Regions from separate parts of the Mus musculus genome. Here region 1 is linked to region 2. A link is a loop called in an ENCODE intact Hi-C map of the cell type or tissue named here. Cell type or tissue: left cerebral cortex. All regions are shown on one strand. Links, peaks and the distances in the headings refer to the core of each region. The heading gives the core; the rest is flanking DNA. Region 1 overlaps Rcsd1 (RCSD domain containing 1). Region 2 overlaps Pou2f1 (POU domain, class 2, transcription factor 1).

Region 1 (11,712 bases), core at 1,570-9,569, 270 kb after region 2:
GGCTGGAACTGAGGGAGAGGGGATAGCAGCCTGGGGTCAGTGGACGCTCTGCCAGAAAGGGACGCTAAGGACAAAAGCGCCAGGCTTCTTGCAAATGAGACATCAAGGAGCCAGCACGATCTATTTCTGGATTGCCACCCTCAGTCTGAGCCTGAGCTCAGCCAGGTCCTGTAAAGACAGCACCATGTCCTTTCTGGATGGGGTTGTCATCACCGCCCTTTGTGACCCTAGGGACACAAGGGCCCCTTGTTTCCAAAGCTGGCTGGAGGCTGCGTATCTCCGCAAGGAAATGAGGTTATCTCAGCTTCCCCTAATACACCCTCCGGCATAAGAAGCCCCAAGCTTGGGACTGGGAACCTGTTCCAAGCCCGTCCCTCATAGGCACCATCAATTATCAGGATGTCTTGGGCTGTTCAAATGTGTGGTCCAGGCCCAGCTCTGGCTGGGGAGGGCTGTGCTTCGCTGAGAGGAAATGGCTCAAACCAGATATCGCTTTGTTTGTTTTCCCTGTGAAGACAAGAGACCATTTTCCTCTCATCTTTTATTTATTTTTTTTAAGGGATCAGGCAGATATTTTTAATCTCTCTAGCTTCCTGCTCTACAGGTGTTTCCTATGGAGCTGCTGTGGAAAGGACAGAGTCCATGATATAATCTGCTTTGTTCTCGAGAGCTCCAAAATCCTTGCTTTGACTGGGGTCACTGCCCTGGATCTCCTCCCAGCAAGGTGCAATGACTGTACCACTCCCCCAACCTTGCACCCCATCTGCCCCGCAGCCCCATCCCGCTGCCCCCACCCTCCATCACCCTCTCTCACTCCTTACTCCCTACCCCAACGGTGGTATCCCTACTCCATCTCCACAGCTGGCTGTGGAGTCCTTGGGGACTGGGGGCTGGGTGGAGGGATGTGGCTGCTAGGCAACCAGGTAGAGCTGTTCTTGGCTTCTCACCTGCAAGACAGCTCCCCCATCACCACAGGTGAAAAGCCTTTTCCTCTGACATTGAAAACACACAACACTTCTTCATTTAAAAACAAAAAGTTGCCCAAACCTAAAACGTTTGTGGAAAACACCAGGTCCTCTGTGTACCAGAGAGGCCTGTTACAGGAAATCCTGTTATAAAGCGAAGAGACACTTATTAAAATAATACCTTCCTCAGTTTATTTGTTTATAGCCTACGTGGATTTATGACACCTCATGGCTACCTTTTAGACTGGATAGAAAGAATGTTCCTGGAATATTTTTATTATGTGGCTTCTTTTAAAGCCATTCTAGGAGGTGGGTCTTGTTGGTTTGTTGTTGGCTGAGACAGTTTCTCTGTGTAGCCCGGGCTGTTCTGGAACTTACTCTGTAGATCAGGCTGGCCTTGAACTCAGAACTCAGAGACCCACCTGCCTCTAGCCAAGTGCTGGAACTGAAGGAATACACCAACTCGCACAGCTGAGGTGACTCCTTTTCTTTCCTTTTTGTGGGGATGGCAGAGTCTTACCATGTAGATCAGGCTGGCCTCAAACTCACAGAGATCTGCCTGCCTCTGCCTCCTGAGGGCTCAGATTAAAGGCATGCCCCAGTACACCTAGCCAAATGACTCTTTTTTATGATTTATTTTTACTTTTAACTATGTGCACATATGTGTCTGTGTGTAGGTATGTTCGTATGAGTGCAGATGTCCTCAGAGGCTAGACAGGCCATTGGATTGTGCAAAGCTGGAGTTGCAGGAGGTCAGGAGTTTCTCGGTGTAGACAGTGATTCGTTTTGTTGATTAGGGAACTAAGGTTCCGAAGGGTAAGAGGTCTAATAGTTGTTAAGGGACAGGAGGAGAGTTTGAGCCCAGGCCTTTCATCTTAGCTGGAGTTTTATAGTATAATTCTACTTGGAATTCAAGGAAGAAGAAATAATACCTTTTGTATCAATGAATTTTAAGAAAAGTATACAAGCTTGTAAAGATTAAAAATAAATTAATATATTAAGCCAAAGACTGTCACATGGAATTGGTGAGGGAAATGGTTGTTGCATGATGACAGAATTCTTCCCATGAGTTAGTGCTGGCAAATGGACACCGGGCTTGGCCAAATGCAAGTTTCCCACCTTCATTACATGTTATAATCTTCTATTGAAAGTCAGATCAAATCGTTCATGTGGAGGCATAGGTGAACATCAGCCGCCATATTCGTTTAGATGGGCGTGGCTTACCCACCCATCCTTCTTTTATGTCATTTGCTTGGTCTCTGAACACCCCAAGGCCTCTGACCCTGGGGCATGTCATGGACTCAGCCTGCGAAGGTCACCACCCCAGGCTCAGCATGAAGCTCACGTATTCTGGAGATACATTTTCCATCTATACAGAAGTGGGACTTTGCTCTCAGGGTTAAGCTGTGGAATCAGATTAGCATCTTCTGTCCATAACACCAACATATCGAGCAGACATAGACCTTGAAGAGTAAGATCTTGCATGTTGAGTCAGACTCAACAAGTTTTGAAGCCAGTGCCACTGAGCCAGCAAGTAGCTGAGGAACTGACTCGCGGTAACTGACACTGTGGTATCCTGTAGCTCCTAGGATGCAGCGAGGGCTAAGAGCTGATGTCAGTGACATAGACACAGGAAGTGCTCCGACTATATTGGCTCCCGTCTTCTTTCTCCTTCCCCAGGCCGATGACTCCATGGCCTCTGAGGAGGATGTAGTCTTGTTTATTGCCGGGAATATGAGTTTAAACTGGGTTATTCAAGGCTCTTAGGAAATCAGAGGCGTGGGGACGAAAGGAAATCACCTATGCTCCTAATTCTGGAAATCTGTCTCTTCTGAGGGGATGGTGGGGTTGAGTGGCTGTTTGGGCTTCAGACTGATCGGAGAGGAGGAAGAGGCAGCATTTAAAACGTGTCTGCCGCTACTGCAAGCTGGCTTCAGTTCCAGTTTTCCTAAAACCACCTCCAGGGCACACATACTTACATTTAGTACCGAAATCTCTTCGTGCAGTTATTAGTAACTCCGCCTCCTCTCCTCTTCCCCTCTGGGCACGCATGCCCATTCTGTAGACACCTGGGACTCGGAGTTGACATCCCTGGCAACTCCCTCCCTTGGGTGGTTTCCAGGGTTTGCTCCCCAGCCACACCTTCCTCAGAGGACAGAGCTTGGAAATCTCACTTCATCAATTTCACACACACACACACACACACACACACACACACACTATTTTGTATTTTAATATATCTCAGCGACTACCTTTCTTTCCCTTAAAAATGTGTGATGGACAGCTTTACGATCAGCTCTGAGTTGCTGTCTTGTTCTGTATGCCAGCACACGTGTGCCCAGTCTCATACCTTTTCACGTGACTGGGATTCTCCCGACACCCTAGGTTTTCCCAACGATATTTTTGTTTTCCCCTCAAATCAGCTTCAGTCCCTAGAAACCTCATGTACGTCTTTCTGCAGAATACCTATGTTCACGTAGCTATCCAGTTGCATGTGTTTGCACACACATGTACAGACGCACAGGTTTTGCAGCCTGTTGGCTTCTCTGTGTCTGCTTCTATATGTGTGTTATAACATTTTGTGGAAGTTCAGAGCGTTCTCTTTCAGTCCTTTTCATGGTTTTGTAATCGCCTGTTATGTGGATACACTGCAAACCATTTCCTTTTTTTTTTACGGGCATTCTCTGTGTCGTCATGCCTTTACTGGTGTACACAGTGCTGCCACGGTGGCCTTTGTGCCCATACACACCGGGCCTTCTACAATCTGTGAGGTAGATAGAACATGAGGCCAAGCCGGGAAGATTTGTATAATAGAGTTTAATATATGCTTCCAAATTGCTTTCTCAAAGCACTGAAACAACTCGTATTTCCTCCAGCAGTATATGAGGGCTCCCCCATGGCCTCTGGCTCCTCCAGCTTCTCCTTCCTGCCCGTGTGAAAGGCACAGCAATCTGGTGCTTCCGTAGTTCACATGTCCTTACAATGAGTGAGCCTGGGCATGTCTTTAAGTAGACTGGCTTGTTACTCTTGCATATTTGTGTACACACACACACCATGTCCTTGTCATGCCAGCTTGCTTTCTATGGCAGATGTCGCCCCCTTTCTGTCTTGTTAGGAGTTCTTTTCCTTCCCTTTGTGTATAGCATTTTTACCATGCAAGTTTTCAGAGACTGGAGAGAAGGCTCAGTTTGTAAGCTTGGCTCTGCACACTTAGGGACTTGAGTTCAAGCCCTCAGAGCCCCACACAGAAGCTGGGTATGGTGGTGTGTGCCTAAGCCCAGCCCTGGGGAGGCAGAAGCAGGAGATCCCGGGAGCTTCCTGGATGGCCAGTGTAGCTGAACCAGTGAATTCCATGTTGACTAAAGAAACTTGTCTCAGAAAAGAAGAAGAGTGATGGAGGAGGACCCAAACGCTGCCTGCTGGCCGCCGCATGTGGACATGCCATGAGTCCATACCTGCACACATATGTGTACACAATGCATGCAAAAGTGTACATAAGCCACACACCAAAATCAGCTTTAAAAAGTGTTAATAGCTATAGGAAGCTTCTGCTTCTTTAAATTGTTTTTGTGTTTTGTTGGGGGTTTTTTGTTTTGTTTTTGTTTTTTAATAGTGTCTAGGATCTCCAGCTCCATTTAAAAGGGGAAGCATGTCAGGTTGGCGCGCATGTGTCCTGCACTCTGATGCTACATCCCTCCTTGCAGCTGAGTTATCTGTTTGCCTTTGAAATCTTAGAAACCCCAGAGCCAAGTGTGGGAATTTAGCAAAACTTGCTGAGCCCTGTGGTGCAGCTCCCCTCAGGCCTTGCTGAGTGAGTCCTGTGGTGCAGCTCCCCTCAGGCCCTGCTGAGTCCTGTGGTGCAGCTCTCCTCAGGCCTTGCTGAGTGAGTCCTGTGGTGCAGCTCTCCTCAGGCCTTGCTGAGTGAGTTTTGTGGTGCAGCTCCCCTCAGGCCTTGCTGAGTGAGTCCTGTGGTGCAGTTCCCCTCAGGCCCTGCTGAGCCCTGTGGTGAAGCTCCCCTCAGGCCCTGCTGAGTGAGTTCTGTGGTGCAGCTCCCCTCAGGCCCTGCTGAGTGAGTCCTGTGGTGCAGCTCCCCTCAGGCCCTGCTGAGTCCTGTGGTGCAGCTCCCCTCAGGCCCTGCTGAGTCCTGTGGTGAAGCTCCCCTCAGGCCCTGCTGAGTGAGTTCTGTGGTGCAGCTCCCCTCAGGCCCTGCTGAGTGAGTTCTGTGGTGCAGCTTCCCTTAGGCTTCAAGCCCATTCTCTGACCAGATCCCATAGCAGATACCAGTGTGGAATAATTCTGTGTTTTAGCTGCTGTTCTCCTTTCCCTCCTCTGTAAGTCCTCCATGTGCTCCTTAACAGGAAGTCTCCATTTCCCAGATCTCCTCTATACTTTTCCATTTGCTGTGGTGAACTAGATATGGAATGTCCCTGAACTCTCTATGACCCTGCTCCAAACATGCCCAGTATTACAAAGTCCTTTCCAGTAGTCTCAGTCAGGTCCTCACCCTTCCCTGGACGTCCAGCGCTCTCTCTAGAGGGCAGCACTGTGACGTCTGCTCCCCTGCCTTGGTTTTTGCAGTCTCTCCTTGGGTGGTAGGATCCAGGTCAAGAGTCTCCCCTTAACATCCTGTGCAGCTTGCACCTTTTCGGGATAGCTTCCAAACACCTTTGCATTTATAGAACACTCAGGCTGACAGATAGTCTGCACACACCCCCTCATTCGATTTCTTTTTAAAAATGATTTATTTTTTTTCCTATGTGTATGAGTGTTTTGCTTGTTTATCTGTGCACCCTGTGCATGCAGTACCCCCAGAGTCCAGAAGAGGGCGTCGAATTCGTCGGCGCTAGAGTTATAGAGGTTTGGGAGCCACCCATGTGGGTGCTGGGATCTGAACCCCAGGTTCTCTGCAAGAGCAGTTTGCCCTCGATCTCTGAGCCACCTCTCCAGCAACCCCATCTGATTGTTATAGCAGCCCATGGTGGGAAGAGCTACTGTCTCTCCTTTATAGACAAGATCCTGAACATCCCAGAGGTGAAGTCATCTGTCTACAGTCACGTAAAAGTAAGATTGGCGTCGGGTGTTTGCTCCACAGCCCTGACCATCACCGCCTTGGCCTGTCTCCGTTCTGTCCCCTTCCGGGAGAGTCTGACCGCTCTCCCCACCTTGTTGAGGTAGTCTCTTATTTCTGCTGGGCTGAATGCCCTAAGCTAGCTGACCTGCAAACTCCTGGGCAGTCTCCTTAGGTTTTGCATAACAAGTGTCTGTATTCACTGAGCAACCTCACTGCCCTAGAGGCTGGAACTAACCACACTGTGTCTGTGCTCAGGGCTGACAGCAGGAAAGACTCTCACAGAGATGTGTTTTAAAGGACCACTTAGTTTCAATCACACAAGCTTCCTGGTCCTCAAGAATCTCTTCTCAACGGGCTTTTATGTAACTCTCTTGTTGCAAGTACACACATACACACACAGCCATGCACACACACACACACACCATGCACACACACACATACACACACACACATACACACACGATGCACACACACACATACACACACAGCCATGCACACACACACACACACACACACCATGCACACACACACACACACCATGCACATTGTCCACACCACTTCTGCTCATCTTATTTAAATATCACATCCTGGATCAGGCTTCTTCCTCATGTTTTCCTTATCCTTCCTCTCTGGGGGATTTTTATTGCCCCAATAAGCTGTAAGCCGAAGTTAAAATACTGATGACAGTTGAATGGACATCTTCCACAGTACCCTCCGTTATGAAAGGAGCTATTTCTTGGCATGCCCTGAGTACTTTGAGGTGCAGGGCACAGGCTACAGCAAGCTTGAATGCACGAGTCTAAGACAAGGTAGGACAGAGAAGGAACAGCTGCTTCTGGACAAATGTGCAGGTGGGTGACAGCCGCCTGGCACAGTTTGTGTAAGTGCCCAGGCTGTTCTTGGCGGGTAGGGAAACACCCTGCGTCAGTTTGCCAGGTGAGGTCTCTGTATACCTAGGCTCACAGCACTCTTCAGGGCTGGGCAGTGTTTTGCCAGAGTTGTTAGGCAGGCTTGTGAACTCAAACATTTATTTAAAATAATTAAGTTTTATCCTTCTGTTAGCCTCTGTCTCTATACTGGACAATTCCACATGTGTTACTTCTAAGACCAATCCAGGCCCAAGTCAACTCGGTGCACAGGAGACATTTTCTTCATGCTTGCAAACAGCCAGTCGGCTGTGACTTCAAACACTTGAAAAGCCTTGCCATAGGGGGCTTCTTCTCTGGAATTTCCAAGGGACTGTGGCTGAGTTATACCAGGCAATTTAATCAAATAGCCATGGTTTGTAAAGCCATCCAGCAGATACATATTGACTGACGGGGAAAAGTCTTCAGCTTCCTACCTTCTGTTCACTAGCCTCTGATGACACCATAAGCCTGGGGCCCCTGGCTTCCAGACAAGCCCTCAGCTGTGCGCTGAGTCTGCCAGATCTGTCATTTTCAGATGAGCCCTTTCCCTGTCTGTTCCCTACAGGGACTGTGAAAGTCCTCATCTATGGGACACAGAGTTCTGTGCACGTTCCCCAGAGTGACACCGGAGAACATTGCTGTCCCTGACACTTAGGGAGTATCACCTGTTAATAGCTCTCTGCCTCAGTTTCTCTAACCATTAGTAGCCAATATTCCTCCTTCTATTGATAGACTCTATTGTGTTGCATAAGTTCTACAAAGCTGTGTCCGTAGATGGGTTGGTATTTGGAAGGTGCTCAGGGCACTGTAGCAACTGGAATTACCAGTAGGTTCTTCTGCTTGTGAACTAGGTCCACAACTCAGACCGAAGATATTTTAAGGGACTTTCTCCTCCCCACATCACTCTTTGTGAGACTCTCAACATTAGGGACTCTGGGACTCAGTTCCACTCACTTCTGAGGGCACCCCAAGCATGGGACATCCTGAGAAGTCCTGATAAAACCCCTATTCCTGGCTGTGCTGGCTCCAGCCCACAGGGAGCCAGGAGGAGGCTGCTGTAACAGGAGAGGCAGCAGCTGGCTGGCAGGCAAAAAGCCTGGTCCTTGGGAAATCTGTTCTAATCTTAGAAGGTAGTCTCCACCTTCTGCTGCGGCGGGCAGGACAAATGTCATAGACCTCAGATATACATATGCTGTCACCGCTGTGGTCCCCAGAGAAGGGTTTTTGTGGATGCCTCTAGGTAGCTGCCCAGAGAACTCCAGGCTCACAGTGGGAGGGACTCTCCAGAAGGTCAAGTATATTTGTGCAATGTGTGTGTGAGCACAGCACAGGGCTGGGAGGTTTTGAACAAATTCTAGAAAGAGACAGACAGAATATATACTTACTTGTTGATGGAGGTGAATGAATTGTCTAGGAATCAGGTGCACTTGACCTTTGGACATTGGAACATGAGGTTACCATCTACAAGTTCACAGTCAAGAATTGTGCAAGAGAGTTTAAAAAAAACCAAACTTGTGTTTTAATTTTGTGTCAGACTGCACAGATAACTATCCTTAGCTGAATGTGGTTTGAGATCCTTCGTTCCCACTTGTCTGCAGGCTCTGCTGTCAGCTTGTAGTACGAGCCAGGCTTCAGCTCCGGGTTCCTGACCCCTCCAATCCCACGCTGGGGCTGCTGGGGCTGCTGGGGCTGCTGGGACTGCTGGGCTGCAGGGGCTCTGCGCTCCATCTCGGCCTTTCTGAGTTTGTTTCCTTGGTCCTGCCTCTCCCCAGGCCTGTCCTCTTTGTCAATGACATACATCCTTGTCTACCCAGAAGCCTCTTGTCTCTACCCTGCATCCCCCTACATACCCTCCTACATACTATCCAGGCACCAGTTGGGACGTCCCTAGTCAAACCAGGAGCATCTGCTCTGCATCCCTGATTTCCTGCTGTCAACATTGTCCCTGACCTCTTTACACTGGTGATGATAGCCCCTGCGTTCCCAGGCTAGCCCATCCCACGGTGCTCATGGTATGTCACTCACAGGCTAGGCATTCATTTCTCCTGCTTCTTTCAGTTGGTCCATCTATTCTCTCCCCAGCCCCTTTTACTCCTCTCTCTGAGACAAAGTCTCACGTAGGCCAGGCTAGCTTTAAACTTGTGATGTAGCTGAGGAAGACCCTAAACTTCTCATCTGCCTCCATCTCCCGAGAACTAACTTCACAGGTGTGCATCCACACCCAGTTTCCTTGTTGTTGTTGTTGTTGTTGTTGTTGTTGTTTGGAGGAGAGGGATGTTCAAGACAGGGTTTCTCTGTGTAACAGTCCTGAAACTCACTTTGTAGACCAGGCTGGCCTTGAACTCACAGAGATCCGCCTGCCTCTGCCTCTGCCTCCTAAATGCTGGAATTAAAGGTGTGTACCACCGTCCCAGCTGGGTGGAATCTTTCTAGGCTCCAGCCACTGGCTCTGTCTTTCAGTCGGCTATCTTCTCTGCTTTAAAGATCTTGTGGTTACATGGAGCCCACTCAGACCACACAGAACACGCCCCCCCCCCCCCGTTTTAAGATCGGCTGATAGGCAACTTTATTCCTGACAGCTGCCTCATCTGTCATTTACCCTGTGCCCTAATGTATTGACAGGGTCCAGGGACTGGGATGTTTGGTGGGGCCAGAGGAACACCATTCTACCTCTGATGACGACTGGCCTGTTTGTTGTACTTTCACCTTGCTTCCAGAGGTGCGGGGTGCGTCTCCCACCCAGATGTGCACTTCTCATCCAACATGCTCACTCACTCTCCGCATCCTCGAAGCCTCGTGACCATTTAGGGCACAAGGCAAGGCAGGAGTAATTCTGATGTTGCAGACCCAGAAGCTGAGGCTCCAGGAGCTCATGTGATGTGGTTGGAGTTACCTAGAAAGAGGAAGCCCAAGACTATGCTTCCTCCCAGTTTGCTTGCCAGCAGGCCTCTAAGAGCGTCTGCATTAGGAGAAAGGAACGTGCATCAAATAGCAGAAATGGTCAAAACCAGGGCGATGAATGAAGAGGATGTTGACAGTGACATCATGTGTCTTTTAAGTGGGACCGCCTTCAAAGGGTCACAACATGTTGTTTCCAGTTGCCAATATCCCCAAGATGTAGTGGAATGTCCAGTATTGTGGCTGGAGAGATGGCTCATAGATTAAGAGCCCAGACAGCTATGAGGCCTGGTGGGACACACCTTTAATCCTAGCACTTTGTGGCAGAAGCAAGTAGATCTCTGAGTTCAAGGCCAGCCTGGTCAATAGAGCCAGCCAGGACTAAACAGGGAAACCCCATCTTGGAAAACAAACAAACAAACAGAATGCATACAGTTCTTGCAGAGGACCCAAGCTGGGTGACTCAAAACTGCCTATAACTCCAGTTATGTGGGAGCATACTCTCTTTTGGCCCCTGCAGGTATATGCACTCCCACACACACATATCTTTGTACAGACACACATGTACACACATAATTTAAACAATAAAACAGACATCCGCAAAACACAAAGAAAGAAATACCCGCTGTTACAGTGTCAGTCTTGAGATTAAACAGCAGCTCCTTCAACATGTCAGCCCACAGCAGCCTAAGCAGGGAACTGTGCTCTGTAGCCCATGTTCCACACGACAGCTTCAGTTAGCACGTCCCATAGGATGAGAGGGCATCAGAAGAATGAGCCTGTCACCCAGGAAACTCACCATAAGCATTGGCTGTGACTCTGTGACACGCTCATCACCTCCTTCCTGACATTGTTCCTGTGACTTTTCCTCCAAGCTTCTGGTGTGGGCTGGTGAGCCCACCCAGCACGGTGGCCCGGCCTCTCATCACAACCAGGCCTTCAGGTAGACCTCTTTGAGCTTCAGCGCTATAAATCTTGCCCTTTAATCCATTGTCTAATATACCCATATATGGGTTATATACCTTAACCCAAAAACACTTCCCATTGTTAGGCGCATGGTCCCTGCCCAGCTTCTCAATGCTGAGTGCTGAGTACAGAGCCTTCTGCTGCTTCTTGGAGCAAACTCCCTCTGTCCTTGAAGACCTTTAGGGTTTGGTACCTAATTTATAATCATCTCATCAGCATCTTTCCCCAGAAGCTGACTGAAAGAGACTCCTTAGGTACATCTGCAGCCACAAGGCATGCTGGGAACAAGATGAGCCTATCCATGGGGGATGCAGAACGCAGGGGAGAAAAGTCAGCACAAAGTCAGTTTTCCTCCCCATTAACTCCTCTAGCTCAGTTCAATAGTCTCTTTAGGCTGGGTGTTAAGGACTTGCCATTTTTTAAAGTAATAATTTGACTGAGGTATGATAGACACACTATACAATTCACATATTTAAAGTGGACCATCAGTGCTGGCAAGATGACTCGGTGGGCAAAGAAAGGCTTCCAAGTTGGACAACCTGAGTTTAATCCCTGGGACCCACTTACTGGGAGGGAAGAAGTGACTCTGATCTCCGGCATGTACAGTTGGCACTTGTGTGTGAGTTCATGCACACACACACACACACACACAATTAGTAAATAAATGATTTTTTTATTAATGAACAATTAGAACTGGCATGTTGGCTCAAGCCTCGTGCACTTGGGAGGCTGAGATAGGGGGATAGCTGTGAGTTTGGTACCAGCCTGTGTCTCAGAGTGAGATCCTGTCTCAAAACAGGTGAGAGCACAATGAATTGGTGTGGCTGTGTCCCATCCGACTCCTCCATTCACTGGCTGGTGGACATGAACCTGGAGTTTTGATGAAAGTGCTTTGATTTGACTT
Region 2 (11,712 bases), core at 1,745-9,744:
TATATCACATTTGTGCCTGGGGCCAATGGAAGCCAGAAGAGAGTGTCAGACCCCTAGGAACAGGAGTTTCATTCAGTTATTTATGAGTTACCATGAAGGTGCTGGGAATTGAACCCAGGTCTTCTAAGAAGAGCAGCTAGTGCTCTTAACCACTAAAAGACGACCTCTTTGGTCCCCTAGTGTTATGTAGTTAAAGATCTTATTTATTTACTTATTTTTTGTTTTTCTGTGTATGTGAGTGCATGCACACATTTATACAGGCACACAAGTGAGTTTGCAAAGGCCAAAAGGAGGTTAGGTTCCTCAGAGTAATGGGCATTTACATTTACAGATCACTGGGCTTATACGCTGATGCTGGGATCTGAACTTTGGTCCTCCATTTGAGCAGCAAGTGCTCTTAACCACTGAGTCATCTCTGCAGCCCTTTTCTATAGTTTGGGAAGTAGTCCTCCATGCTTTATGTTATGAAGGAGATTTAATAAACAGTAAGAAATGCATAAGTGCTTAATTGTATTTATTTTTATAATAATCAGTAAATGCTTTTAATTAACCAACTTCACACATTCTGCCGTGGAAATTTGTGGAGATAGTAAATTCTTAGTTACTTCAAATTCAAGCCAGATTCTTCAGTATTTATTCCTATCTGCCCTCCAACTATCCTGTTTTTCATTTAGGGTGCTAGGGTAAGTTTTCTTCTTTCATTTTTATTTCCTTGATTAATGATTTCACATTTCTACTGGTTTTAAACTGTATACATCTCTAAGCTAATATCTGAATTGTAGTAAATAATGATACTTTCTGTAGTAATTGAAAGTTGCTTGAATGTTTCTAATCCGAAGCGGTCCTAATCTGAAGCAGTCCCTGGAGTGTTTAAAGCAATTCTTTTATTTCATAAATTGGTTGTTTACTTAAAAGTGATGGAAATTATTATTGGTTAAGTGAGAAATGGCTCAATGCTCTGACTTCTGCTCCTTTTCTTCTACATAGACCCTGTTGCATCTCCTGTAAGCAGTGTGTAAACTCTCCATCTTCTGGGGACAGAGTAGGAAATCCTGTTCCTATAGAATACACCTTGTGAAGATTATACATCAATAATAATAGGGTCATCTAATTTTGAAGAGCTTTATAGAAAAGAAAAAATGGAGACTACTGTGCTATTTTAGTTTTGTATAGTTTTCTTTCTTCACCGTGCATTCTTATTATATGCAGTAGTTGACCTTCCATTTTAATATTACTACTAGCTGGTGTTTGTTTTGTTTTACTTTCTATTGGTCTCTTTCACAGTAAGAGCAAGTAGTTGCAAGGTATTTAATCTATTGAATAAATAAATTGTTGGGCTTTGTTGAAAGTTTTTTTGTGTGTTGCAGGGATAAATGAGTAGTTCTTATCTGTCTTATATTCAATTCATGCTCACATTTTTTTCTTTATTCAGAGGTGGTAATTAAGCTATTCTAAATAATCTGGCAGCTATGGTGTTGGTATAAGAAATAGTAGCGTTAAGTTAAAGATGATGTATCTTTATTCTGCCACTAATGTATAACATCTTTATGATAGTAATATGCCAGAATATCATTTTTTCATCTATAAAACAACGAATGACTTCTTTATAGGATTTTGTTAGTATTAAAAAGGTAATATTTAAGCATGTCCAGCATGGTGTCTGGTACACCTAATGTTCAATAAATGGTTGTCATATTAAAAACCAGATAGCAGTGTATTTTAGCTGCCTCCCTAGTTCTCCGATTAAAGGCGTGTGCCATTACCTCCCAGTTTTAGGGTGATCTTAATAAAACTCTTGAGTCACAAAAACTTAGAATAAGAGTTAGGATATCACAATTTAAGGCTCACTCCCCTTACAAAGTTTATCTTATTCTCTAGTGCCCTTGTCAGGTGTTTATATCTCAGCTGCTGTGGAGCTTTTTTCTTTGGACAAGACATTATGATAGGTTTTCAGGGGACTTCTGAGTTGAATAAGGTTCTTCAGTCTAGTGCCTGTGAGAAATGGCAGTGGAGATAGATCGTGAAGGATGACATAGAATATGAATATTTACAGAGTTTCTGATAACAGGAACCAGGTGGGACAAAGGAGAGGAGCTGATTTGTTGCAGGAAGTCATGAATATGGATACTCCCATGAGACTGGATGAAGGAAAGTACAGGAGTAATGAAGTGAAAGTTTCCTACAGTGTGACTTTCTGTATCCATCAAATGAATTGTTAAATATCTAACTGTGATATGATCAAATTTGCATCAGAAAATTATAGGAAAAAAACAGCAATAGAATGAAACTTCTTTTCCCATGAACTTCAGATTGTAGTAAGAATGTAATTTAGTATTTAAATCAACTTAAAAATACTTTAAAAGTGGATTGGGGCTGGGGGTGGTGCCGCATGCCTTTAATCCCAGCGCTTGGGAGGCAGAGGGGCAGGCGAATTTCTGAGTTCAAGGCCAACCTGGTCTACAGAGTGAGTTCCAGGACAGCCAGGGCTACACAGAGAAACCCTGTCTCAAAAAACAAACAAACAAAAAGTGGATTGGAACACAGGCACAGAACAAGTTGCAAAAATGACTAGGCAGATTTGGCAGAGTAATTTCTAAACAGGAAAAAGTGGTCCTTGAAATTTACATTTCAAATGCATTTGAAAAAGAAATTTTGAAGAAACTAATAGTAGGTCTTGGGAAATTAATCAGATTACTACTAGTGTTCTAGAGGTAGATATGAAGAGAAAGTAAGATACAGAGAACAGAATGAGAAGTGCAGTGCAGTTGGTGTTCTAGAGAAGACAGTTCTTAATCATCATTTCTAGTGTACATCCTCTGAGAACACCATCCAGGGATATGGAAAGGCGTTCACTAGAAACAGTGGAAAGCTAAGGACACTGGGAGAAAGCAACCTTTGAGCGTATATAAAGATGAAATGATGGTTTTAGATAGATAAACTGAGTTGCTTACCACCATATCCTTTACTAAAGGAGCTTCTAAGAAACATTTCTTAAGATTGAAGGAAGCTGAACTCAGAAAGACTGAAGTACAAGAAGGATAAACGAAAAAATGGAAATATATGAGTAACTATTAGTAAACTATATTCAATTTATTTTATATTAACAGAGCAGTTACCAACTTTCATCGTCAACCGTTGCAGATAGTACAATAAGAATTTTTCAAGAGAAGCTGTAATCTTAGCTCTCTCTCAAGATTATTTTCATCTTACAAATGTCTCTGATATAATTTGAAATGAATGAATGTCTTTTTAAAAAATGTGTCTACTTGCAGGCTGCTGAGCTAATTTTAAATTTGAATAAGAAAATTTAAAATGAATCTAATGGAACTATGTTAACTGATCTTGCTCCTTAGTTATCAGTCTTTACTGTCAGTGTTTTACCATTTGAATCTGGAATTGACTGGTGAGAATGCTCAGCTTTCATTGTACGCATTAGAAGCCCGTTCCAAGTGCATTGTTCCAAGTGCATATCCTAATCCTGGAGAAGCACAGACATAATAAAATGGAGCTTGATGTTCTTCATATGGCCAAGGGCATTGCAGCAGAATATATATCATGTCCTTTATAGCTTTAGCCTCAGAGAGGGGAAGTTGCTAGAGAGTGTTCTGTTTGCTTGCTTGTTTAACTGCTGAGCCCTTGGTATTCTGTGAGAACAATATATAGAATTTTATTAGTTGCCTTTATTCAAAATCAACAGTGAGTGTTCTACTCATATTCTAATCTTTTTAAACAAACCTTTAATTGTGAACTAAGTCTCATGCTTGATTTAACATTTGTTGACTTTCCCAGAACCATTTTTTCATTCATGTACAAGTATTTGGTTGAGCCTCTCTCAGGTTCTACCACATATGTGAAATTGCTGTTAAGTAAATAAGACATAATATCTTGTGTTCAGAAAATTTTCTTTCTAGTGAAAAGCAGAAATCAAACAAGTATACAAATTTTAAAATTATGAGTTTTCAGAGAAAACAAGGTGAAGTGATAGATTAATTGATTTAAAAGATTAATTGATTGTCCTCACCTGAATGAACATAAATTGCGAAGGCCACGGGGCATATTTGACTGAATGTGGCATCCTTTTCCATATGAGAGGATATAATATTAAAATGATGGGGATTTTCATTTTATAATGATATAAAAACTACAACAGCTCTTCACAATTTAAATGCTTATCTTCCTTAACTCAGGGAAATATGTGAGAGGCCCTATCCTAATTTTTATTTTATATTTGGCTCTATAATGTGGAGAACTCAGCCCCACATTAAAACACTTGGTCACAGATGTTTGATTCATCAGCTGTGTTATGTGCTCTGTCCTTATGTATTTAGACAGTGGTGCCACTGTATGTAAAAGCAGTACTTGTTAACTTTAGCAAGATCTTTACATAAGACAAAAGATAATACCAAAGAATCTTGGTGTTTTAGATATACAAGATAATATAAAGACAGTAGCTATAGCCCCAAGCCATGTTAGAGAATTTAAACATAATAATTTCTTTAGAATAAACTGTATTTTATTGATGAGCTGATTATTTATATAGGTTTTCTACACAGTAAATTCTTTTTTCCACAATGAATTCTTTAAAAATGTATGAAAACATTGTTTGTTGTTGAAACTTTAGTGTACATATATTCTTTTCGCGGAATTTTTACTCCTGGCTTCTTTGAGAGTAAAGCTGTAGAAATCTCTGCCATGGTTTTTGTGGATTGTGAAAACAATTGAGAAGCTGTAATTACAATAGATGGGTTCTCTAACTGTCTTGTGGAGTCTTTTCCTCAGTGTCACCATAGGTAGTAAAATGTGATTGCAATGTAGAAGACTTTTCTCTCTAAAGAAGACCAGTGATCCCTTTAAGAAGGGTCATTGTGAATTTCTTGTTGTAATTGCAGAATGAGTGAGTTTGAATATGAAGGAAGAAGAGCCTAAATAGGAGAGATGCTCTGGGGCTGCCTTTCTCTACAAAAGGTAAATCAGAAAGCATCTGCTGTGGCTGTTTTACCATTTTTATTTTGTTTAAGAACAAACATAGTAGGCAGTTTTCCTTATTTGATGAGCAATGATATCAGTTTGACCGGATTTATGATACTGAAAGATTATTGGTAGGAACTCATTAAAGGGCAACATTTTGGAAATTTATCCAACTGTTCTTTTCGAATTCACACAAAATGACACAAACTGAGGCCAAATAGATAGTCAGCATTATTTCTAAGCAATCTAGCCTTTCACTGAAAAAAAAAATCTTCCTGTATTTATCCATTTCCTTTTAACTGAAAGCCTTTTTGTTAACAAGTCTTTAAGCTTAAACCAAAATTGTCCTTCCTTGTCTAAGTCTTCTCTGTCTTGAATTTTTCTTATAGATCTCTATTAAACCAAGCTTTAATAGAGACCACAACTGCTTTGTTCTTTTGAGTTTCTTTCTTTGTATCAATATCAAGGTTACAAAACTGATTGTATAGGATTTCACTCATTTAGTTATAGGTTTGATTAATAAGGTAAAAAATATTTAGCCAGACACTGGGAGCCAACCAAATATACAAATAAATAAATAAATAAATAAACAAACAAACAAATAGTTCAGCTAAAAATCTTATACTCAAAAAATAGAAATTTGTAACATTTCATGTGTTTAGTTAGGAAAAAATACTCCACCAACAGGTAGATAATGAAAATGTGGTATATATATACATAGTAAAATTCTACTCAGTTGTAAGTAGAATTTATAAAAAGGGCTTGATCTGAAAAGTATATTAGATGAAGTAACCCAGACTCAGACAAAAATTACATATTCTCTCTCATGAAGTTCCAAACTTTAAATGTTTGCATGTATAGAAAGAAAGGAACGAGGAAGAGTTGGCTTAGCCATGAAACTAGATAGGCGGCAGTCTCAGGTAGGGCTTTACTGCTGTGAGCAGACACCATGACCAAGGCAACTCTTAGAAGTACAACATATAATTGGGACAGTCTTATAGGTTCAGAGGTTCAGTCCGCTATTATCAAGGCAGGAGCATGGCAGCATCCAGGCAGGCATGGTACAGGAGGAACCCCATGCCCATGCCCACAATGACACACTTACTCTAACAAGGCCATACTTCCTAATAGTGCCACTCCCTGGACCAAGCATATTCAAACCATTACAGAGGCTACAAGGTGGGAAGAAGTGCTGAGCAAAGGGGATAGGACAAAAGACAGAAGTGACAGGAGGCAAGTGGGAAGGAGGCTACTGGAGGTGGAGGGGGCAGAAGAGGAGATGGGAGAGAAGAGAAATAGCACAGTTTGTTGGAAAACATATAAGGAAACCAGATTCTTTATAGGCTAATAAATCTTTTTCAAAAGCAGAAATATAGGCCTGTGGAAACAGCACATCAAGTGAACACCGTTAATACATAGGCTGAAATGGCTCTATGTGAGGTGATTAGTCTGAAGCGCATTCTGAATCCATTTCTTATTGATTCTTTATTGCTGTCTTTGAAGACCTAGGTAGGGTTCATTCTTTCACAGTTCTTTTCCCATAAGAGTGGAGTAAATGCTGACAGTACATTAAGTTGATTCCTTAGGAAAACATTCTTTGAATAAGGTACACCTGTGGTACAACTATCCCAGCTTTAAAAAAACAACATGGTGGCTGGGCAGTGGTTGCGCACGTCTTTAATCCGAGCACTTGGGAGGCAGAGGCAGGTGGATTTCTGAGTTCGAAGCCAGCCTGGTCTACAGAGTGAGTTCCAGGACAGCCAGAGAAACCCTGTCTTGAAAAACAAACAAACAAACAAAAAACATGGCAAGCAAAGGAAAGGAAACAAGTGTGTATTTTTTTCTTTCTCCTGTTGTCTGATTTGTATGTTAAGTCACCTGTCTGAGGCTTGATATGTGTAGCTCAGGGAACCATTTACCTAGTGTCATATGAGACCTTAGGTTCCATCTCCAGTGGCATCTTCCCTCAAACAAAAAGTATGCATGCATATATGACCTAAGAAAATTTCACCATATTACTTACACAAACAGATCCTGATAATAAGGAAACACTTCATTTGAATGTCTTTGTCTTTCTGATTTGTTTTGGTTTTTTTCTCATAAATTGTGACCAATCTTTAGATTTACTTAAAGTAGTTAATTGTCATGCTGGAGTTGAACCCAAGACTTGTACATAATAGGCAAGTGCTTTACTATTGAGCGTACATCTTTAGTCCCCAAATTTTTAAAGTACATTTTATGGGATAGTACTGAAAGCACTTAGCAATTTCACAAAATGACCTCGTTGGTGTCTTAATTAGGGTTATTCTTGGTGTAATGAAACACCATGACCAAAAGCAAGTTGGGGAAGATAGGGGCTCACCCTTCCACATCATAGTCCATCACTGAAGAAACTCAAACTGATGCAGAAGGGGTGCTGCTTAGTGACTTACTCATCATGGTTTTCCCAGTCATTTTTATAGAACCCAGGAATGAGACCGCCCACAATGGGTCAGGCCCTCCCTTATCAATCATTAATTAAGAAAATGACCTTCAGCAGGGTGTTATGGACGCATTTTCTCAACTGAGGTTCCCTCCTTCAGATAATTCTGTATGTCAAGTTGACATAAAACTAGCCAGCGCAGCTTGTTGAGTCCATCATTTTTAACATCTGATGTGTTTGAGCTAACTAGAGGCTTTTTTCTCCATTAACTATTTTAGTATGTCTATGATAGCTTTCATGCTGCTAGCCTAGTTCTTTGAAATGTTACCCATTAGAAATATGTTTTTAAAAAGTTTTAGTACATCAAGACAGTATCTAATAAATTAGATACTAAAGAAATGCATACTTTTATGTTTTTAAAGAATTCAGCAGTGAAGGATGTTAAAGTTTGTGGCTCAGACTTTATACTCTTCCCCATATAAACATTTTCTGTCTTGGAAAATTTGTTTTTATGAAAGGATAAATGGTTAAATTTTCTGCCCTGGGTGTGAAGACCTAGATGGTTGGAAATGAATATGAATGATAGTGAGTGAGTTAGCCTGGGTTCAAGACTCTCCTCTCCTTGTATAATAAAGACTCTTGGTTACCCCTTGGTAATGTTGCATGTAACAGAAACAGACCTGCCCAACTTGATACTCTGCATCTTCTTTAGACAGAGGATACCAGCCAGCAGACTCCTTTCAGAAGGCTAGTAAGCTCCTTAGATTTTATTCTATTACTCTCACTCGGATTCCAAAGAGTAGAATAAATCCCTGCAGTTTTTCACATATCTCTCTGAAGTTTGACGCTGTAAATCAGTGTTCACACTTTACACTGTTCAGAATCTTATAGAGAATTGATTTCAGAACATATTTCTGGAACCTCCGCCCTTAGAGTTTCTAATTTAGTAGATCTGATGTAGGACCCAAGAATTTATATTCTAAGTTGGTGTTGATGATAGTGCTGACCCAGCTACTATCTCTATGACTACAAACACTTTAATTAGGCCAAAGAACAGCCATAGCACATTAATTTAAGGAAACGAGGCACATTCTTTAATTCAGAACTTTAATAAACTGTTAGTCTCTCTGGGTGCTGTTTACTACATTAAGGGAACCCCACCCTTACTCCCATAAATATTGACTTAATTTTTTTTCTCTTTTCAACTTCTTTATGTATGTGTGTGTGTATATATATATATATATATATATATTAGGTATTTTCCTCATTTACATTTCCAATGCTATCCCAAAAGTCCCCCATACCCCCCCCCCACTCCCCTACCCACCCACTCCCACTTTTTGGCCCTGGCATTCCACTGTACTGGGGCATATAAAGTTTGCAAGTCCAATGGGCCTCTCTTTCCAGTGATGGCCAACTAGGCCATCTTTTGATACATATGCAGCTCTGGGGTACTGGTTAGTTCATATTGTTGTTGCACCTATAGGGTTGCAGATCCCTTCAGCTCCTTGGGTACTTTCTCTAACTCCTCCATTGGGGGCCCTGTGATCCATCCAATAGTTGACTGTGAGCATCCACTTCTGTGTTTGCTAGGCCCCGGCCTAGTCTCACAAGAAAGAGCTCAACTTCTTTAGTCAAAACATTTTTCCTAAATTTGATGATTGCCTTCCTCTAATTTAACAGACACACTAGCCCCTGCTGTTAGGCTGGAGGTCACTTTTGGATTAGTAGAAATTTATTTTACTTGAAACTTCAAGCAAAGATAGATTTTTAAAAACAATTGTGTTTTTTTTTTTTTTTTTTTTTTTTTTTTTTTTTACTAAGATACCACAATTGCTTGCACAATTGAAACTTTTTAAATCCGTCTGAGGTCAGTACAACTTTTGGTGAGCCATTACCAGCTGTGTCTGTTGCTATGGAAACTCAGCAGGGACTAGCAGTGTTATAGTTGTAAGGACCACACCTGGCTTATTTGCATCCAATTTAAGTTGAGAAAATTTCTAAAAGAATAAAAGGTCTCTCCTGTGCCAGTGGATAGCAGAAGGAGCTTGTCAGTTTGTAGCCTTCAGGGTGAGTGGGTTTTTCTCTTCCTGGAGGCTTTTAGTGAATATGTTAAAGCTCATGTTTGTTCTGTGTGTTCACATGTGTCAATGTTTTGCTACCCTTTTTGTGTAAAGTGATCTTTTTTGTTTAGGATTTTATCTTTGGTTTATACTTTTAAATTTTTAAAGTGTTTTCCATTTTCATAGAGAACTGAAAAAAGAAATCACATTTTCAAAAAGAAAAATCTAATTTCTCATTTGTGCTCAACCTGTAATAACATTTTAGTGAGTTCTTGCTGCTATACAGGCTTACAGGTGATCATAAGCTGATATCTCTCTTTCAGCATTAAACAACACACACCAACACCAAATCTCTCATACTCACCATTCTCACCAAATGACCAAAATTCCAATTAAATTTTGGACTTAAAAAAACTAGAAAACTACTTATTTTTATGCGTTTCCAGCCACACTTGGGGAATTCTTACACTTGACTAGAAGGACACTACAGGATAAAACTCTGGAAAACATTCTAGAGAGTATGATAATTAAATCCAGTCTTCATGATTCAAGCTTGAGGCTCTTACCACATGAAAAAATAACAAGTATTCAGACTTAATTGCTCAGTTTAGTGTAGCCTGAGTTCTTTATTTTTAGTTTCATTGGCTTTTATAACTGTTAGTGCCTTGGCCTCCCCAAGTCACCATGTAGCTACCTTGGTAGTGTGAGACATTGTTTACATAATGAGAACATTACCTAGCTATAGAGATTTTATAAGAAGCAATGAAATAACTCATCTTAAAATATTCTGAAATATATACACATATGTAACTGTCAGACATACTCTAGACAGATAGGCAACTCAAGTAGCCATATTGTTCTTCTTATTGCTATAACATAATACCTGATAGAAGCAACTTTAGCAAAAAAAGCTGTGTTTTAGTTCACAGTCTAAGTATATCATGGTGATGATGAACAGTGAAACTAGCTCTAACTATGGCAAGAGTATGTGAGCTCATGTATCACACTGTGTCCAAAGTCAGGAGGCAGAAAGGCGGGCTGCTACCTGCTCAGTTTGCTTTCCTTTTCCTTTAGTACTCAGTCCATGATACCTTCACAGATATGCTCAGAGATACAGGTGTTTCCTAGGTAACTATAAGTCCAGTCAAATTGGTAATTAAAAAATAACTATCATGTAGAAGCATAATTAGTAGGATGTATCTAAGTAATTTTTATTGAACATTCTAAGCTACAAAATAAGGAAGGTAGTTTGAACTAATTACATATTTGGCTTTTAAATTTTTTAGAATAAACATGTGTGTGACTGTAGAGTATGTATAAATGCATGTTTGTGTATGTGTGTGCGTGTCCATGCCTATGGAGGCCGGAGGATGATATTGAGTATCTTCCTCAGTCACTTTCCCCTCATTTTTTGAAACAGTGCCTCACTAATTTGTTAGACTGGCTTACTAGCCATTGAGTTCCAAATTCATCCGTCTTCATCCACCTAGGTCACAAACGGAGCTACCATTTATGTTTGGTTTTTGCTTTTTTTATGCAGGCACTAGCAATCTGAATTCAGCTGCCACACTTGATTTTGTGTGCACCATTAAACTAGATTTATTCAGAATTTCATGAACTAGGAATATATGTAAACATATAGTTAAACTAATTATGAAAGAGCTTGACATTAAAATACATGGCAAGTGAAAGTCAGTGCCTGTACTAATCCCTTGCTGGTTGAGGCTGTTGGTGCTCTCTGCTGATGAAGATTCTTGACACTTGAAGACAGTGTAACAGTCAACCAGCAGTGCAGAGTCACCCACTATGTGTGCCTATTACTGACCTTCCCTATTTTCCCAATACAAAATGTGATCTGTTTTTTTTAAAGACTATTTTTAAATTAGTAAAAACTTGCATTGACTTATTTGTATCATTTCTAAACAGTTTGATGTTTGCAGTTTGGGAGCGGTGAATGCTAAAATGAAAATGAGTTTTTGGTTTTGGTTAGGAGAATGCGCCTATTAAAGAAAATCTTTAGGCAATTTTTATCCAGCTTCATGAAAGTACACCTTAAAATATATACTCCAAGGACTTTCTCTTTAACTTCATGTTCTTCAGTAAGGTCAGATTATAAAATTTGTTTTGTAAAGGAAGGAATGGGCATAAGAGAGATGCCTACCTAAAAGAGCTAAATGTGCCCTGGTGACTAGTCTAGAGTTCCCTATTGTATGTGACTTTATTCCCTTAAAGTGTTAGTTATTTTATACAGTTTACTCA

What was found. Peaks named below come from ENCODE experiments on the same cell type or tissue, not always from the same donor. Only the 100,000 strongest peaks of a DNase experiment are listed, where the experiment ranks them.
Region 1: it touches region 2 in a loop (4-fold over the local background); 10 of 42 quality-filtered maps call a loop at or near these places.

The regions. Positions count from the first base shown.
Region 1 is chr1:165,673,517-165,685,228 of GRCm38, reverse strand. The region is part of intron 1 of Rcsd1 (RCSD domain containing 1); the gene reads left to right. Among named protein-coding and RNA genes, the nearest start is that of Rcsd1, 29 kb to the left of the region's middle. In left cerebral cortex, for the core only: CTCF peaks have their summits at 4,054 and 5,779 (motif pointing right); DNase peaks (open chromatin) are centred at 4,010, 7,461 and 8,101.
Region 2 is chr1:165,946,034-165,957,745 of GRCm38, reverse strand. The region is part of intron 1 of Pou2f1 (POU domain, class 2, transcription factor 1); the gene reads left to right. Among named protein-coding and RNA genes, the nearest start is that of Pou2f1, 51 kb to the left of the region's middle. In left cerebral cortex, for the core only: no CTCF peak of the experiment used is centred there; no DNase peak of the experiment used is centred there.